2 separate regions of the Mus musculus genome follow, and region 2 is linked to region 1. A link is a loop called in an ENCODE intact Hi-C map of the cell type or tissue named here. Cell type or tissue: left cerebral cortex. All regions are shown on one strand. Links, peaks and the distances in the headings refer to the core of each region. The heading gives the core; the rest is flanking DNA. Region 1 holds the start of Spata1 (spermatogenesis associated 1). Region 2 holds the start of Ctbs (chitobiase).

Region 1 (8,333 bases), core at 91-8,090:
TAATTCAGAACAAACTTGTAATTAAGAGAACTCAAGAACTATCAATAAAGATCTACTTCACTATTGTTTTTTGGTAAACTACACTCTAGTGTGCTTTTTCTCAAGTAATAGCAAAGTAGCAATATTTAGCAATATTTATTTTAGTCATGTTTAGACATTTCTAGCTGGACAAGTAATAGAGACCAAATTATTTGTGTCTGTGTCTGTCTGTCTGTGTGGTTTTTTTTGTTTGTTTGTTTGTTTTGTTTTTTGTTTTTTTTTTCCTTCCTCAAGGCAGGGTTCTCTGTGTAGCTTGGCTGTCCTGGAGCTCACTTTGTAGACCAGGCTGGGTTCAAATGCAAAGATCTAACTGCTTCTGCCTCCTGAGTGCTGGGACTAAATATGTGTATCACCACCATCGCCTGGTTGAGACTGAAGTTTTAGATAGCTAAAAACAAATAAAAGGGCCTGTTAGGAAGCTAAGTCCGTTAGGAATAAGATTTGGTGGCGGGAACCCTCCCAAAGTTTTCAAATATAATTTGGTAGCTGCTAAGGAAACAATATAGGGAAAGACGTTATGAAGCAGTCATCATAGCCACTAGACATGCTCATACCATGAGAAAGCTGTACTTTTTTGAGGTTATATAGATTTTAAAAACAGATTGACTAAGCAAATGCATGGTAACAGGAAAGCTAGATAAAACTAGTTATAAGCAACAAAGGCCAGGATTTTTGCTGCTAAAATTCTCAACCTTTGATTTTCTTCCTGTTTGGTTTATCTGTGACATAGTTCTAGTTTTGTTTGTTTGTTTGTTTGTTTGGGTTTTTTTTTTGGGGGGGGGGTTGAGACAGGGTTTCTCTGTGTAGCCCTGGCTGTCCTGGAACTCACTTTGTAGACGAGGCTGGCCTGGAACTCAGAAATCTGCCTGCCTCTGAAGTTTTGAAGTTTCACATAGAATCAATTTTCATGACTTGTCTACATTATCTTTACAATAATAACCTCACTCAATGCTTTACTAACTTGAATGAATCTGTTATTTAATTAATAACAAGTTTAAATTAAAATTGGGCATGATTAGAATTTCAAGTTAATCCTAACCAAAACATTTCACATACTAAATCCTAACATAACACTTGGATTTCCAGACAAATGGACAAAGTAATACCAATTAGAACATAAAGCAATCTGACGAGCAAAGCGAAGAGGACTATACAGTTCTAATATAGACTCCTCTACGTACTACAATATTTTACCTTACAACCTTCCTGTCAAGAACGGATGATCAATCTTATCTTGTATACTAATTTTAATCAACAATTACCAATGTGTCTAAAAGTGAGTTGTTTAGTCTGGGGGTACAGTGCAGTTGGGGATCACTTGCATAGTACATGCAAAGCCCTTAGGTTTGAGCCCCCAGAACCAAATGTTAAAAATCAAGTGACTGAAAAAATAAAAATAACTTTGACACTCAGCTCCAGAGCTAAAATCAAATTTTAAAAATTTCTAGTATTCCTCAAAGTAAATAAGGATTTGAGAAATTTTTAGTTATTGTTTGAGGCTAGCAAATACAAAGAGATACTTAGTGTACTAGAAATCCCATGTGACCACTAAAATTGGGAGTTGACTGAGGCTATATTTACATCTATCAGAACTCCATAGAAAGCAATCACAGGGACTGAGCATTAGCAAAGCAGGGTTCTAGTCCTGCAAACTATATAAGGCCATTCACTGTGGTCTATGCCTCAGTCATAATGAGAAAATGACTTGAGCGTAAGATTCTTTCCAGTTCTTGGATTCATTCGGGTAGTGATAATACCTTTCAACTAAGAGAAATCAGAATACAGTCAACCTTATGGCAGATGATAGAAAGACACAGATCTCTCTGATTAGGATAAATTCAGGTTCTATTTCTGTTCTGAGAGTTTTGTCCTGTCTAGTACACGGGTGACCCAATAAAGTACTAACCCTCCTAAAAGGTAACTTGTGTTAGTTAAATAAACGAAGTGCCCAGGGACATCTCTGAACCTACATACCATTAGGGTATATTTAAGTCTTATAGTACTAATTGATGAATGAAGTCTATTTATAATGATGCCTTGACCTGTTGATTTGAGCCTGTAGCAGTATAGTACATTGTGGCAGGGACACATGACAGAAACTTTTGATATGAAATGAAAAGACTGAGGAAGAGGCAAATGTCCTGATACCCCTATCAATGGCATGTTTGCCTTCCTTCCACTAGGCCTTACTCCATAAAGGCTCAACCTTCCAATAGTCCACAGGCAGGCAATCAAGCTTTAGCATTTTGGCCTTCGGAGTTTAAGACAGAACTCATAGCATAAGGTGAATGCTAATGTGGTAAGATAGGAGGACAGAAATGTAACATTTTAGAGTAAAAATACTTAATGCCCCATTTCCTGAAAAATGGGTGAAAATATGCATAAATGTTGACTAAAAATACAAATCTTCATTGGCTATCTTAAACACTTTTGCAAACATTTCTTTACCAAAATTTCCCTATAAGTTCCATATTCAATAATGAAAACTAATTATTATACCAACAACATATTAGCAAAGCCATAGAAAGAAATGTATTGCATGTATGTAACAGGAAAAAAAATTGGGAAACCTATGTTGTAGGAATTTTTTAGAACCAAGTCCAGGGCCCATTTTGATAACAAAGTCTATCTTTAATCATCTAATATGTAAACACATGGTAAAGCCTTTGAAATATTTTAGAACATCGTGGAAGGTTAAAAAAGCTTTTACTAGGAGATATTGATAGTTCATGAACTGTATGTAATACTCATATCTTCGAATGTAAATGAATTTAAAGGCAATCTTATTTTCCTTCCTTTCTATCCCAATATGTATTGCTTATTTGACATACCATAAAACTATGATAGCATCTGGTGTGTGAGACAGCAATACACTCTGGTTTCCTAGCTCAATAGTTTGGGGAAAAGAAAACAATAAACTTTCTGAGACTAAGACAAATTTGTTTATTCCTCAACATTTCCTTAATAATGGGTTCTGTACCATGTAAAATCTTCTTTGAAATGTCTTCCAGCACATTCCATAGTTCTTAAGTATTATTGTAACTAATATAAAGTAGAACTTTAAGTTACACGTTAATCTTAGAAATCTGCATTTTAGCATACATTACAGGTAACAAGGCACAAAGTAAAATATTTGTGTTACATTTTGCATTAATTAATTTATTTTGGAGGCACAAGCCTTTAATCACAATGCTTGGAAGGCTGTGGGTTTCGAGGCCAGCCTGGTCTACATGGAGTTTCAGGCCAGCCAGAACTACAAAGTGAGACCCTGTCTCAAACAATATGGTTTGTTCGTTCACTTTTTAAATTATGTATTAATTAATGTACGTGTGTGAATGCAAACGTTCCCAGACTCCAGTGAGGGTGACAGTAGCCCAGGACTTGGTGCTTTTGAGTTGCCCAGTGTGGGTGGTGGGAAGTGTGACCTTAGGTCCTCTGCACGAGGGCTCAGTTCCCCAGTCCTCTAACTGCCATCTTCCAGCCTCAGTTTTCGTATTCTTTACACATATAATTTCATTTCGTTTCATTTTTTTTTTCCAAGAAATCCAGGGAGCGTTTTAACTTCGGCAGTTTAAACGGCTTGCCCAAGCACACCAGGGCTAAATTCAAACCCAAGTTTCTTAGATGGTCACTGTTAAGGACTGGGTAAAACCCCAAACTGATATTAACTGCTCAGTAACGCGATGTGTTGGCCCAGAGCAAACCATGTCATTTTTCTCAGTATCCCAAAGAAACAGCACTCACGACGAACCTCCTGTTTAGAGATGTTAGGTCTCAACAGGACTAATTTAAATCTTACTAAACTTTTGAGTCCTTCTGAAAACCCCTCTGGGGTTCATCAGTTACAAGCACGAAGTCAGCAATTACAGGGACATCAAAAGAGCAAACGATCCCCGAACGCGAACGCTTTATTTTTTAAAAAAGCACGGGGGACAGATTCCAGAAAGACAGGGCTAACAGGAAGCTGTGCGGGGCGGCTCGCACCTCTCGGCGACAGGCCAGCCTCCGACCGTCCAGGGTCCCGCGGCCCGGGTCCGTTACGGCGCCCTGGGCCCCGGGCTGGGCGAGCTGCGGCCGGCGCCGCCGGTTCACCCGAGGGCGCCTCACACAGGGCTGAGCTGGCGGGACTTGGGACGTGTCACGGACGCCCCGAGGCAGCGCGGCCACGTCCCTCACCCCGCCGTCGGTCGCGGACCTCCCTCCCCGCGCTCCCGAGTCCGCCCCGGGGCGTCCTCTTACCTCGCCCTACCCAGCCCCTCCAGAGGCGGAAGGCGCCGGCCGGGCGTCGGGCCGCACCGCCCCCGTCGCCACCGCGCCCACCGGCCGCTCCGCCCCTTCTCTCTCTCTCGCGCGCGCGGGGGGAGCCCGCGGCCGTCCCGGGGGGAGGGGGAGGGGGCGTCGGCGCGCATGCGCGGCGCGCACAGCCCCGGAAACTTCGACGAAGTTCGGAGCCCCGCCCCCGCCGTCCCGCGACCTGCCGCCCCCTGCCCGGACTGACGAGTCGGCCCGGCTGTCCCGAGCGCCATGTCGGGTTCTTCTAGCGTCGCCGCCATGAAGAAGGTGGTCCAGCAGCTCCGGCTGGAGGCCGGGCTCAACCGCGTGAAGGTGAGCGGGCGTGGGCGGGCGGTGGGCCCCGGGGTTGGGGGGAAGCGCGAGCCGACACGCGGCTCCTCTGGCCGGGCTGTGGGCCGAGGGCGAGGAGGGGGCCCGCCCTTCCGCCGCCCGCCGACTCTCGGCGGCCCCGGCGGGTCTCGCCAGCGACTTCCGTCTCGCACGTCTCACCCAGGCTCACTCCCAGCCCTCGTCCTTTGAACACACACGAGTCCGCCTGGGTAGCTCCGGATGGCGGCCTGATGAGCAACTTTTGTTTGCGGATCGTCCCGGGAGTCTCCGGACTCCACCTTTGTGGGGGTCCAGCCTCGAACAAAGAGGTGTTTGCAGCAGACGCCGCGGCGTGCTCGGCTGACCTTGCTGGGGTGTCTGTTTACCCGAGAAACCGCTGGCCGCTGGCCTGGGAGCTTGCGGTCTGGTTGGGGGGTCGGGTCTTGGGCTGTTGACTTTTAGGGAAAGGCTGTCCTTGTTGGTAGACAGCTAGGCATTCAGACGCTTTGGCTCTAAGGACCGTTTGGTTTATTTTTTTCAACTCCTAAACGGATTTGGCCTCTTTCTGACGTAATAGGTCGGGTTACATGTGAAACACTTCCCGGTGATTATAAAAAGAAACAAGAATATAAGTCGCCTTGCTAGACCCTGCCAGTTTCCAAGGTGATTTGATTTTATATTCAGCAGGCTAGTCCTTATTTCTAACGTGCTTTTGGAGAAGGCTTCTATTTAGCTTTCTTCTCAAGTAGAAATGTCAGAGACTGCTCAACTTCCTTGTGGTAACCATAGGAGGAGGGTAGGGAGACGCCCAATCAGTCTTGGTTTGGACTCTAATCATATTCTCACTTTTCATCCAAGTGACTTAGTCTTGGCCAGATTAGAGCTCTGAAATTTGAAGTGATCTATTGATCATCATCATTCATATATAATAACTGTCATAAAGTAGGCCAGGAAGGAAAAAAATAGTGGGTTGGGGGAGGAAATAAAGACAGGTACGTGTAGTAATTACAGTGGCGGTACTTAACCCTGGTGGCCCAAAGCAGTGAGCTAGCTCCCAGAGGAGGACTTCCTTTTCTTTGAAAACCCTACCTGCTCTGTGGCTACCTCCTAGCTTCTCTTGCCTTGCGTCCTAATTCTTCTGAAGGCTTCTCACTGGGATGACTCGAGCCACCACAGACAAACAGGTTTTTGAAGTTTCCATGGCAAGGCTCATCTCACTTGGGAATGTTACATGTCTAATCTAGGTTCCTAAATTAGGTTAGGTGCCATTTGATATCATCCATGTACCACACCTATGCTAGGTGCTTTTTGTGTGTGACATTTTAAAGCTAGCATAAACTTACTATTGTATTCGTTTAGGTGGTAATTACAAGTGCTTTTTTTTACCAAACTCTCAGGTAGGTCAGGACATTTGGAAGCCTGACTAATAGTTTTGCAGTGTCAACCTCCTGGATGGTAGATAGTGGCTGCTCTGTGGCTTGGGTACTAGCAGCCATTCCATCTTAAGTCTCAAGGTTGCTGTTTAGAATGCTGGGTTTTGTTTTCTTGAGACAGGGTTTCTCCATATAACCCTGGCTCTCCTGGAACTCTCTGTAGAGCAGACTGGCCTCAAGCTGAGGTCTGCCTGCCTCTGCCTGCTGGGATTAAAGGAGTGCACCCCAGCGGCCTGGAGCACTGTTAGTCAAACAGCCTTAGGTTTCTCACCGTTCCTTCCCTAGGATTCTGTGCCTAGAGATACAGTCCATACATCGTGGTACTTGGAGAAATGTGTGGGAAAGGAATTAACAGGCACTTCATGCTAACTGCTGATCTTGAACAAAACCAAATGCTGTAACACTGAAAACTCATACTTTACCTTCCATACAGTAGCCACTTTTAAGAGGCAAAGCAGGGTGTGGGTTATTTGTACAAGCGTTTAAGAACTGCAGGAACCTCTAATATTCAGTCCATGAGTCACATGAGACGTATTATACTGAATTGTTGTATAAGCCAAACACAGGTAGATTGAAGCTGAGTTTAACTTATCCAGGGTGACTGATCCCTAGGTCACAATATAGCTATCATCTAGGGCCTGGGTTTTAGGCATTTGTTGTAATCTTAGAGATAACTGAGATTAAGAGTAAACACAGGAATTAAATGGCTTGAGTGCATTTTTAGTTTTTCAGTGTCTGCTTACCCATCCACTTTGTTGTGTCGGTATTTGTGTTCAATCAGCTAGTTTGAGATAGGGTTTTGCCAAGTAGCTGGACCAGCTTTGAACTCAACTGTTTAAGTTACAGAGCCAGGCACTTCTGCTCTGGTTAATTTAAAAGGTGTGTGTATGTGAGCATGCATGCCATGGTACACACGGGGAGTTAAGAGAGCTGCAACCTTGTAGAGTTTGATCACTCCTTCCACTCAAATGTGGGTTCTGGAGATCAAACTCAGGCCCAGTCTAACAACCTTTCTGAGCAGCCTATCTTCAAGAAACACTGTATTTGCCACAAATGTGATTTGGCAGTGTTGATACGTGTATATAGTACAACCCAAATAGGACTTCAGTATTGTTTATTATATCCTGTATTTCCTAACCAGAATATATATAAAATGGTAGGTGTATGTCACTCTTAATTGCAAGGTAGTATATGGATGGGTATAAATTTAAAGAACATTGAATTCTTAGTTCTGTGCTGGTTACCTTAGGTTCATGGGCATTTTTCCAGTTTGCTTTCAAGACCATTTCCCTATAATGTTAAGATCTTTTTGTTGAACTATTAATACTACATATTAATAACAAGATAATGGGGGATGTGACTCAGTTGTTAAGAGTTTTTGCCTATGAAAGTCCTGATTTGGATCCCAGCACTCAGATTACCATCTAAGAGGCAGGAGGCTTAGATGTTCAGTGTTTAAGGCAGTTGCTGCATAGCAAGTTTGAGGCCAGCCTGGGCTACACAAGACTAAACAAATTCTATTTTCCCCAAACCAAGCTGTCAGGGCTTGTTGAACAGCCCATCATATAAAAACAAGACATGCTGTGCTTTGTAGGTAAATGGGATTATACTATTGAGTCGCTTGATGCTTGTGATGAGTAGGAAAAAAACATTGCAATTCAGTTTCATTTACTTAGTGTCCTGAGTATGAGCCAGTATAGAACGGTTAGCAGTACGCTATTTTGAAGTGATGTTTATTTCAGGTGTTTCCAGACTTATAAAAATCATCAGAACCTTAACCAATAGATGTTTCTCCTTTCACTGTCATAGGTTTCCCAGGCAGCTGCAGACTTGAAACAGTTCTGTCTGCAGAATGCTCAACATGACCCTCTGCTGACTGGAGTGTCTTCAAGTACGAATCCCTTCAGACCCCAGAAAGTCTGCTCCTTTTTGTAGTCATCTATCTTGAGGTAAGTTCACACCGCCCCCTTTGATTCAAAGGAAGACACTTAGGTCTTCTTATCTGTAGCACTGACAGTGTCTGTCCCTGTGGTCCTGACTGGCATTCCAAATTCCTTGTTTTTGAAGGCTACTGAAAACTAGGTTAGAAGTCACAAAGACTAATGTTTTTATTTATATCAGAGTGCTAAATAGATGTAATAACTGTAACTAGAAGCACGGGAGACTCAAGAGTCCACTGCCACCAGCAGCCATGTGTTTGTGGAGTGCTGGCACAAGCAGCATGACTGTTTGGAGATCCTAAAATGCTTTTTTTACTTC
Region 2 (8,333 bases), core at 206-8,205, 48 kb before region 1:
AAGCAAGGGAAAATGTGAACATGGACATATGAAGAAAAAAGATCGTGTGAACATGAAGATGACTTTTCACAAGCCAAAAAGCAAGGCTAGGACAGATTTCTCCTGTAGCCTTTAGAAAGACCCCCCACCCCCACCCCAGATAATCTTGCTCTTGGACATCTAGAATCATGGAACAATAAATATCTTGTTATTGCTTCATTCATCTCCTTTAGGGCACTTAGTTATTGCAACTTTAGTATGCTAATGCATACAAGATTGTGACCATCTCCAAGTGTGGGGGCTGTGGTAAAAAGTGCTAGAGATGAGCTATAAACAGAAGGCTTCTGTCCGCTCTTCAGCCTTGGCATGCTGACCTGGCCATCAGGACGGGCTCAGTCTTGATTGGTTTCCATCAGGTGGAAACAGATTCCTTTTCATGCCAACGAAAGACACGGGCAAATACTATGTTTGCAGATTTGTCAGCCTGTTCTCTAAGCCTCTCAACTTGAAGTCCAGGAAAGGCACAGCGTCTCCAAATCTTTGCATCCAGGATGGACTGACTTAGTAAGAAGCAGTTTTATAGGATGAATCTGTCAAACAGGTTAGGTTTGCAACATTAGTAAAAGGCGAGAATGAGAGTGGGTTTTACATTAACTACCAAACCAACGTAGACAGAGGCTTTTACTCATAGTGGATTTATTATAATCCCACATGGGTAGGACAGGCACAAAGGCGCATCTACTTCTGCAAGTAAGTTATGCAGTATGCTGCATAGACCTGCTCATGCTGGAATGTCTGTAAGTGCCACACACCCTGTCCTTAGAGTCACAATGACCTTAGAGTGGATGATGAGTCAGGATCTAGGGGTGTGAGTTAATTTGTTTAGCTAGAGAGGAAAGATTTAGAAATCAGAGGAGGCAGAAATGTTAGCTGTCTGTTTTCAAATGTGTGAAGAGTACCTTACTCTTACAGAGAGACCTGTTTCCAGAAAGTTCCCCAGATCAAAGGCCAGGAATGAGAAGATAATTTCCAGCCCAAGGTTAAGAAACTATCTGCAATTATTAGTCTTTACAATGCTGGGTTGGTTAGTAAACATTCTGAAAGAGCCACGCAACAGCTGAAACCTATTTCCTTTTGGCTTTTGGTTTTTGTAAGACAGGATCTCACCATGTAGCCCTGGCTGGCCTGGAACTATGTGGACCAGGATGGCCTTGACCTCAGCAGCAATCTGCTTGCCTCTGCTTCCTGAATGCTGGTACTGAGGACATGTGCTACAATTCCTGGCTTTGAAACCTACTCCTTATGGAAGGGAAAGATGGGTGTGAGGTAGGCCGGAGGACCTACTCTTAAATGCCAGGTAAGAATGGCCATGTGATTCCAGAAGGGGATGATGCCCTGTGCTGCAGGCTTTGTGTGAGTCTTAAACTGTCAACCTAATGCTGACAGTTTCCTCTATGTCAGGAAAATAGACTGTAGACTTGCCCAACCCATTGAGATTGCCGAGTGGAGTGGAGGCGCCGTGGCCCGGGGATGCTGTGCAGTTTTACAGGAGCCGACAGATTACTTGCTCAAAGGCCAGATAAGGACGGGCTCTGGGGCAGCTTGAAGACTTCCCCGCCCTGATGGAGAGTGGAGACGACTTGGCATCCATGTTAAGGTTGCTGACGTGGAGCTACATTGTCCAGGGTGAAATCTTAGCTCCACGCCTTACCACTGAGGCACATACCAGGTTTTAGGTGGAAAACCCCTGAAGAACAAGAGTACCTATTAAGGCAAGGTCAGGCCAAACCCCTGCTTCACACTTAGCATCATCAGATCCTCGGAACATCCGCCTGTGGGTCAGCTTCGCTGCCCGTAAGACAAGGCTGAAAAGCACACCTGCTTTACACGGCTCCTACTCTGATTGGACAGTGAGGGTTCAGTCCAGATCAGAGCCTGAGAGGAAAAGTAGCCGAGCAAAAGTCCTTCACCACCACGTTCATCAAGCCTTTAAAGGAGGGACCCTGATAGTGTTAACCGTCAGCCTGATGTTGGGCATGCCTATCTACAATCAAGTTAATTGTGGTGGGGAGACTCTGTCTGCCACTCTGGCTGCACCATTTTCTGAGGTCGTTTCAAGACTGCATTATGAAGAGGAAGGCCAGCTCAACATCTGCATGCATGCCTGCATCCTGTTTTCTGACTGTGACCGGCTGCTTCAAGACCCTGTTGCCGTGACCTCTTTGCCATAGTAGACTGTACCTTGAACTGTGAGCCAGGAAAAAAAGCTATCTTAGTTACTTCTTAATCACAGCCACAGGAAGAGAAACGAAGACAAGAAAGCAAACCTGGTTTCCAGCCTTTCCAGTCTGCCAGGATTAGAAATATATTAATTTGTTCCCGAGTATCCTTTGCTTTCCGCTCTTCTGAGAGAGCTCAGAGAGATCCTTGCTTTGACAACATTTTGGTTCTGGGAAAAGAATTTACATCATTTAAATTTTTATTGGTGTTTAGGGAGTGTACAATAAATTTAAACTCATATGCTATAATGGGTGTTTTAATTGTCATTATGAGTTTAATGACATTCAATTTCCTTTATAGCCATAAAGAGAATTTTTATTCCTGTTGCTACTTAAACAGAAGAATTCCCCAAAGAAAATGCCCAAATCTTCAAAGTGCGTTCTCCTTCCAGCATTCAGTACACGCTGAGCAGAGCAATCCAGGTCACACCCCCAGGACCTGATGACCCTGTTAGAGCCCCCTTCCCTATTCTCATAGCCAAAGGAAAGGCTTTTCTTGAGGTCATATCTCTCAAGCAAAATCACCGCACAGAGTTTATCTTTAAATTCTCTTTATTTAATGCTGGAAAATCACAATACACACTTAACCAAACATCTGGTAAATTGACAATAATATCACCCGTCCATTTTACATTTTAAAAAATACCCTGTGTAGAGACTTGGAAAAGAATGGTCTCAAACCGATTGAAGTTTAAAAAAAGAAAACAGGAGCTCTTGGAGTTTTACAGTGAACGTACTATTTACTACAAGCCAAGCACTGTGCTGAGCTATATTGGCAGGGGTGGGGTGCGGGGAGCAACGCCAAGCAAGAGATTCAAAATCAATTGTAAGATGAATGAGCAGAAAACGTTCAGACCACACAATCATGAAATGGTGTAGAGTGATGTAGAGTGATGGAGAGAATAAAAGTGGTAGAGTTACCTGCGAGTTACCCGGGTCAAGACTGTTTACCTAGCCCTTCCTAGCACTGGAGTGTAAGGAAGACCCCTGTCACATCTTACATTTACTCATAGGTAGTGCCCCCAGCAGCCGGGGTGGGATCCCAGTCAATTGGCTGCAAGTCCCACTTCTCCACAAAGTCCAGCATCAGCCCCGCCTTCTAGGGCCCACCTACCAAGCAGCAGGCTGGGTCGCTCTCCGTTTAGCATCAGGCCACGCCCCTCAGCAGAGACTCCGCCCCGCCTGCCCATAGGACATCAGGGCCCGCCCTTCAAGAGGCGTCATTCCCGCAGCCTCCACCCCAGGCATGGCGCTGTGTGGCCTCCCGGAATTCACTCTGCTGCTGCTGCCGCTGTTGGCACGGCTCTCGGCCGGGGACTGCCCGTGCTCCGAGGCTGCTCTCTGCCAACCGATCCGCCACCGTCCCGACTTCGAGGTCAGCACTCATTTGCCCGTCGGTCTGATACTCAAGGCTGTAGAAGTTGTGCGCTCACTGAGTAGCCTTAACCACCAGAGTCTTCCTCTTTTTAGATTTCCTTCAGAGGTTGGGCAACTTCCCAGGCCGCAGACTGTGTAATGCTCCTGCCTCATCAGATTCCCGAGGCCAGCTCCTCCCGCTAACCGCTCAGCCACCTGCGGGGAGGGTAGGAGAACCGGTTCTCGGTTTCCAAGGCAATGCACATTTAGTAGGAAAGTGTCCACCTCCAAAAGTACATCCGAAAGCAGGATGTTCTGCTAACCTTTGTACTTGGTACGGATTAGTTCTTTCGTTTATGGACAGTCACCCACCCAGGAAAGCGGCAAAAACAGCTATTTGAGTCCATTTTTCTTTAACCCAGCAGAATGGCGTATAAAGCTTACGGACTTACCACGAAGCATTGGTAAAATCGCGTGACCGAAGTTGATGACAGTGGCTGGACCTGGGGGTCAGCGATGTCAGGGGGTCCAGTCTCAAAAAATTTGTACAAAGAAGGAACAGTTGATGGGTCTTAAACTTATATTTGGTTTTGAGACATAGATATTTAAATGCTTGTGTTTGCATACATTGTTTAGAAAAATAGTGACAGTATTTTTGTAGACTGCCTACTGTGGAAACTGGACATTTTTTAAAAAGAAAAATTTAGGTGCATTAACGTTTCTTTGAGCAAGGGTCACTAGTAGCACTCAGATCATTAAGATCAGAAATTAAAGTTTTGGGAGAGAAAGAATTAGCTGTTTGGCAATGGATAGCTGTTACTTTTAGTTTCTGGTCCGGTGGATCTTTCCTACTGTGGTAGTTTGAATGGGAATGGCCCTCATGGAGTCATGTGTTTACATGCTTGTCCCATAGGAAGTGACACATTAACAGGTGTGGCCTTGTTGGAGGAAGTGTGTCACTGTGGGGATGGGCTTTGAGGTCTCCCATGCTCAAGCTCGGTCTAGAGTGGCTCAGTCTTTGCCCTGCTGCTTAGAACTCTGAGCTCCCTCGCCAGCATCACGGCTGCCTGGATGCTGCCATGATGATAAGGATTAAACCTCGGAACTGTAAGCCAACTCCAATGAAATGTTTTCCTTTATAAGTTTTGCAGTCATGGTGCTAATTCACAGCCAAAGAAGCCCTAAGACACCTGCTTAGAGATTAGCTGACTGGTTCTGATTGGCTAACTAGGAACTCAAGGGACTTGCTCAGCTGTTTCAGCCTAAAGCCCCTCCCCTCAATTAAGTGGTTTTATAACAATCTGATTTATTGCGGCACTCAACACTTAGTGGGTGATATAGTATTTGTGAGAATTTGTCATTACATGCTAAGAAAATTATACTCATCCATAAACTCGTAGTAAATGAGGCCTCACTAGCCTTTTGCTTCTTGAAATGAGAAGAGTGTAGATTATAAGAGTCTCCTTCCCCACTACATATATTTGTGTGGCAGAATTACAGGGGACTGACCTATGCTTTGAGAATGAACCCGTTTGTACTGGCAAATTTTATGCCAATTTGACACAAGCTAGAGTCACCAGGGAGGAGGAATCAATTAAGAAAATGCCCCCATCCAATCTGGCCATAGGTTAGCCTATAGGACATCTCCTGAATTAGTGATTGGTGGAGGAGGACCCAGCCTATTATGGGTGGTGCCTTTCCTGAACAGGCAGTCCTGGGTTCCATGGCGGTAAGGAGACTTTTTCCCTGACCTCTGCATCAGCTCCTGCCTCCAGGTTCCCACCCTGTTTGAGTTCCTTTGACGATGAACAGTGTGATATGGAAATATAAGCCGAATAAACCCTTTCCTCCCCAAGTTGCTTTGGTCAGTGTTTCATCACAGTTAATAGTCACTAAGATACCATTCCCCACCATGGACATCTGACACCCCTCCCTTTGTGTTCTCAAGATTGAGAGTAGTTGCTATTAGATCACAGGCCCTACCTAGTTGGGTTTTGTTTTGTTTTTAACAAGTTGAGTCTTAAATATGAGAATTAAAACACTGAGCTATCCAGTTTCACATTCTGTGTGTAGTAACTTTATTAAATGGTTGCTTGACAGAAAAAAATGAACTGCGCATAGTTAATTCGGAAAGGTAAAGGCATGCGAATATTCAATGACAGCCTTAACAATTATGGTTGTTGCTCTGCACAGCCCTTACTGGTCCATTCTCCTGTGGGCCCCTACATCTCTATTTTCAGTGCCAGTATAATGTGCCACCCCTTCTTGAAACTCTAATGGAACTCCAGAAAAATGAACAATTCTGTGGTCCTCAAATACTGCTTGAGAATACCACCTAGTTAATTTTATATTGTTCCTTTCTCTTTCAGCATTTCTGTGTCGTAGCTACCTTTTCAGGTCCAGAATCTCAGAACTCTTTTTAGTTGTGGGGAACCTGAGTTGTAGGAACTTTGTTCTAATCTGCAAATGCCCACTCGCCTGTAGGCTATCTTCTTTTGTCATCCTCCAGAATGCAGAGGTCCCCTCCCATGAAGCCATCGTGGATGGTTTCTTTCACCACCTAGATAGCAGATTCCTTGGACGTGGAATCAAGGCCCCTACATTTCCTTCCAGGCCTTGATGCTACTGTCATTTCCTAATGGATCTTGGTATTTGTTAACCTCTGTGCCTCTAGCGCCTAGCAAAACACCTCTCCTACATTTTCATTAAGGTTAGCTCTCTCCATAAATGAATACCGTCAGGTAGAAGGAACATGGCCAGTGAAGCTTTTGTGCTTCTAGGATCATCTCTGAGGGAGAAACACTGGAGGGACATTAGCTACTTTAAACTTGGACTTGACTACTCTTCTAAGTCGGCTTCATTCAAAAGCACACGTAGCAACTTAAGCAGTGTCCATGGCTCCATCTGAAACAGGCAGAAGCTTGAAGATCAGCAAACTCTGTGAGCTCTGGTGCTCCACCCTTTGCTGAGGTCTCACTCATGAGTTCTGGCCACATTCATCCAAACTCGTCCCCTTCGGTGGTTCCAGTGTGGGTCCCTCTTTAATCCATTCCTCATTTCAGCACAAGGGAATTTTCTAGGATGCATTCCTTTTCCTTTGAAAAAATACTTGTGTCTAAATATTAGGTGAGGAGTATTTCAGGCAAAGAACACATAAACCATACAGATGTAGAGCTGGTGGTTCTCCTCATGTCAATGGTCACACTTGTGTGTTTATAAAAATATAATCGACAGTAAAAGTACGAAACCTTAAATGAAGCTCCGTGGCTCCAAAAGGCCACCCAGTCTGTAGAGAAGTTCACGGAGTTGCAGTCTGAGTGGCTACCTTAAGCTAGACGAGTGAGGTTTTCATGTGAGTCCATTACAATAGGTGGTTTTATTAAATAAAAATGGTTTTGTTCTCCCCATTTCCCTCAGGATACTAACTTTTCAACAGGGCTGGCTTTCATGAATTACCCCAGATTCAACAGTCTGTGTTTTATGCTTTTTCTAAATTCTAGGTTTCTGCCATACTGAACATTTATAGTCACTGTGTTTTTTTCTGTCTTCAGGCCTCAACACTAGCCAGTACTTCTTCCAGGTCCATGCAACCACCAGTATAATACACTGGTAACCTGATGTCTTCGTATTACACTCAGTGCCCACTGCCTGACATATGGAGGTGGTTCAAGTATCTGGATGTCAGTATGATAGCCTCAGTTTAAGTGCCAGTGTCTACCCCTGTTTTCCTGGCAGGTCTTTGTATTTGATGTTGGACAGAAAACCTGGAAATCTTATGACTGGTCACAGATTACAACTGTGGCAGCTTTTGGAAAATATGACCCAGAACTTATGTGCTATGCTCATTCAAAAGGAGCCAGGGTAGTGCTAAAAGGTATGTTTTCAGCAGACACACGTCTAGCAAATGCAAAAAAAAAAAAATGTGTACTGTTTACTATATATAGTCCTTTTTATGCCTCTTTTATTCAAAACCTTAGTTGTAGATACCACTAAATCTATTCCACAAACACAGTTTTAAAAAGAAATAAGCCTACTTCTTGTTTTTGAGCAAATGTGATTGCCTAGTTATAGCACGCTGACCTTGAGTAATGGTCTACAAGCTCTGCTTCTAATTCAGGATCATTTTAGCTCACAGGGACTATTTCGAAGATTAGTAAGCAATGGCTGTTATTTGGTACTATTTCTCCACTTGGAAAGCAGATTAGAGGCTTGATATTCCAAAATTCATGTGTTTCAAAGACATTATGCTCTCTTTGGGAGTGGCTTTGGGAAGTAAACGGTTTTACCTATGAAAAGTATCCATATCCATATGTAAATATGTCTGTTCCTTCCAAAGGTGACATCTCTCTGAAGAATATCATTGATCCTACCTTCAGAGCATCGTGGATAGCTCAGAAAGTTGATTTAGCCAAAGCACAGTATATGGATGGGATTAATATAGACATAGAGCAAGAAGTTAACTGCTCATCACCTGAATATGAAGCACTGACAGCTCTGGTCAAAGAAACCACAGAGAGTTTCCAACGTGAGATCGAGGGATCACAGGTAAAATAAATATTCATTTTTGTTGTTGGTGGTGGTTTTTAGTCAAAATATATTTACATAAATATGATTAGTGACATCTTAGTTTTATAGCAATGGTGGAAGAGTCTCTGCACACATTTCCCAAAACCCCTTTTCTGGAGTGTTACTGTTATTTAAGGTCCTAGGTTTCTATTT

The links. Peaks named below come from ENCODE experiments on the same cell type or tissue, not always from the same donor. Only the 100,000 strongest peaks of a DNase experiment are listed, where the experiment ranks them.
Region 2: it touches region 1 in a loop (2.1-fold over the local background); 10 of 42 quality-filtered maps call a loop at or near these places.

Annotation. Positions count from the first base shown.
Region 1 is chr3:146,495,377-146,503,709 of GRCm38, forward strand. It overlaps Spata1 (spermatogenesis associated 1), which reads right to left and starts at 4,417. Exons shown (of 15, transcript NM_001316756.2): 1 at 4,279-4,417. Gng5 (guanine nucleotide binding protein (G protein), gamma 5) reads left to right here and starts at 4,460. Exons shown (of 3, transcript NM_010318.2): 1 at 4,460-4,644; 2 at 7,884-8,023. The coding sequence starts at 4,564. The coding sequence ends at 8,009. In left cerebral cortex, for the core only: no CTCF peak of the experiment used is centred there; DNase peaks (open chromatin) are centred at 4,361, 4,910 and 5,244; H3K4me3 peaks cover 2,102 bases; H3K27ac peaks cover 1,746 bases.
Region 2 is chr3:146,446,998-146,455,330 of GRCm38, forward strand. Ctbs (chitobiase) reads left to right here and starts at 3,470. Exons shown (of 7, transcript NM_001293672.1): 1 at 3,470-3,633; 2 at 7,350-7,488; 3 at 7,951-8,159. The coding sequence starts at 3,505. In left cerebral cortex, for the core only: a CTCF peak has its summit at 3,498; a DNase peak (open chromatin) is centred at 3,460; H3K4me3 peaks cover 1,267 bases; H3K27ac peaks cover 653 bases.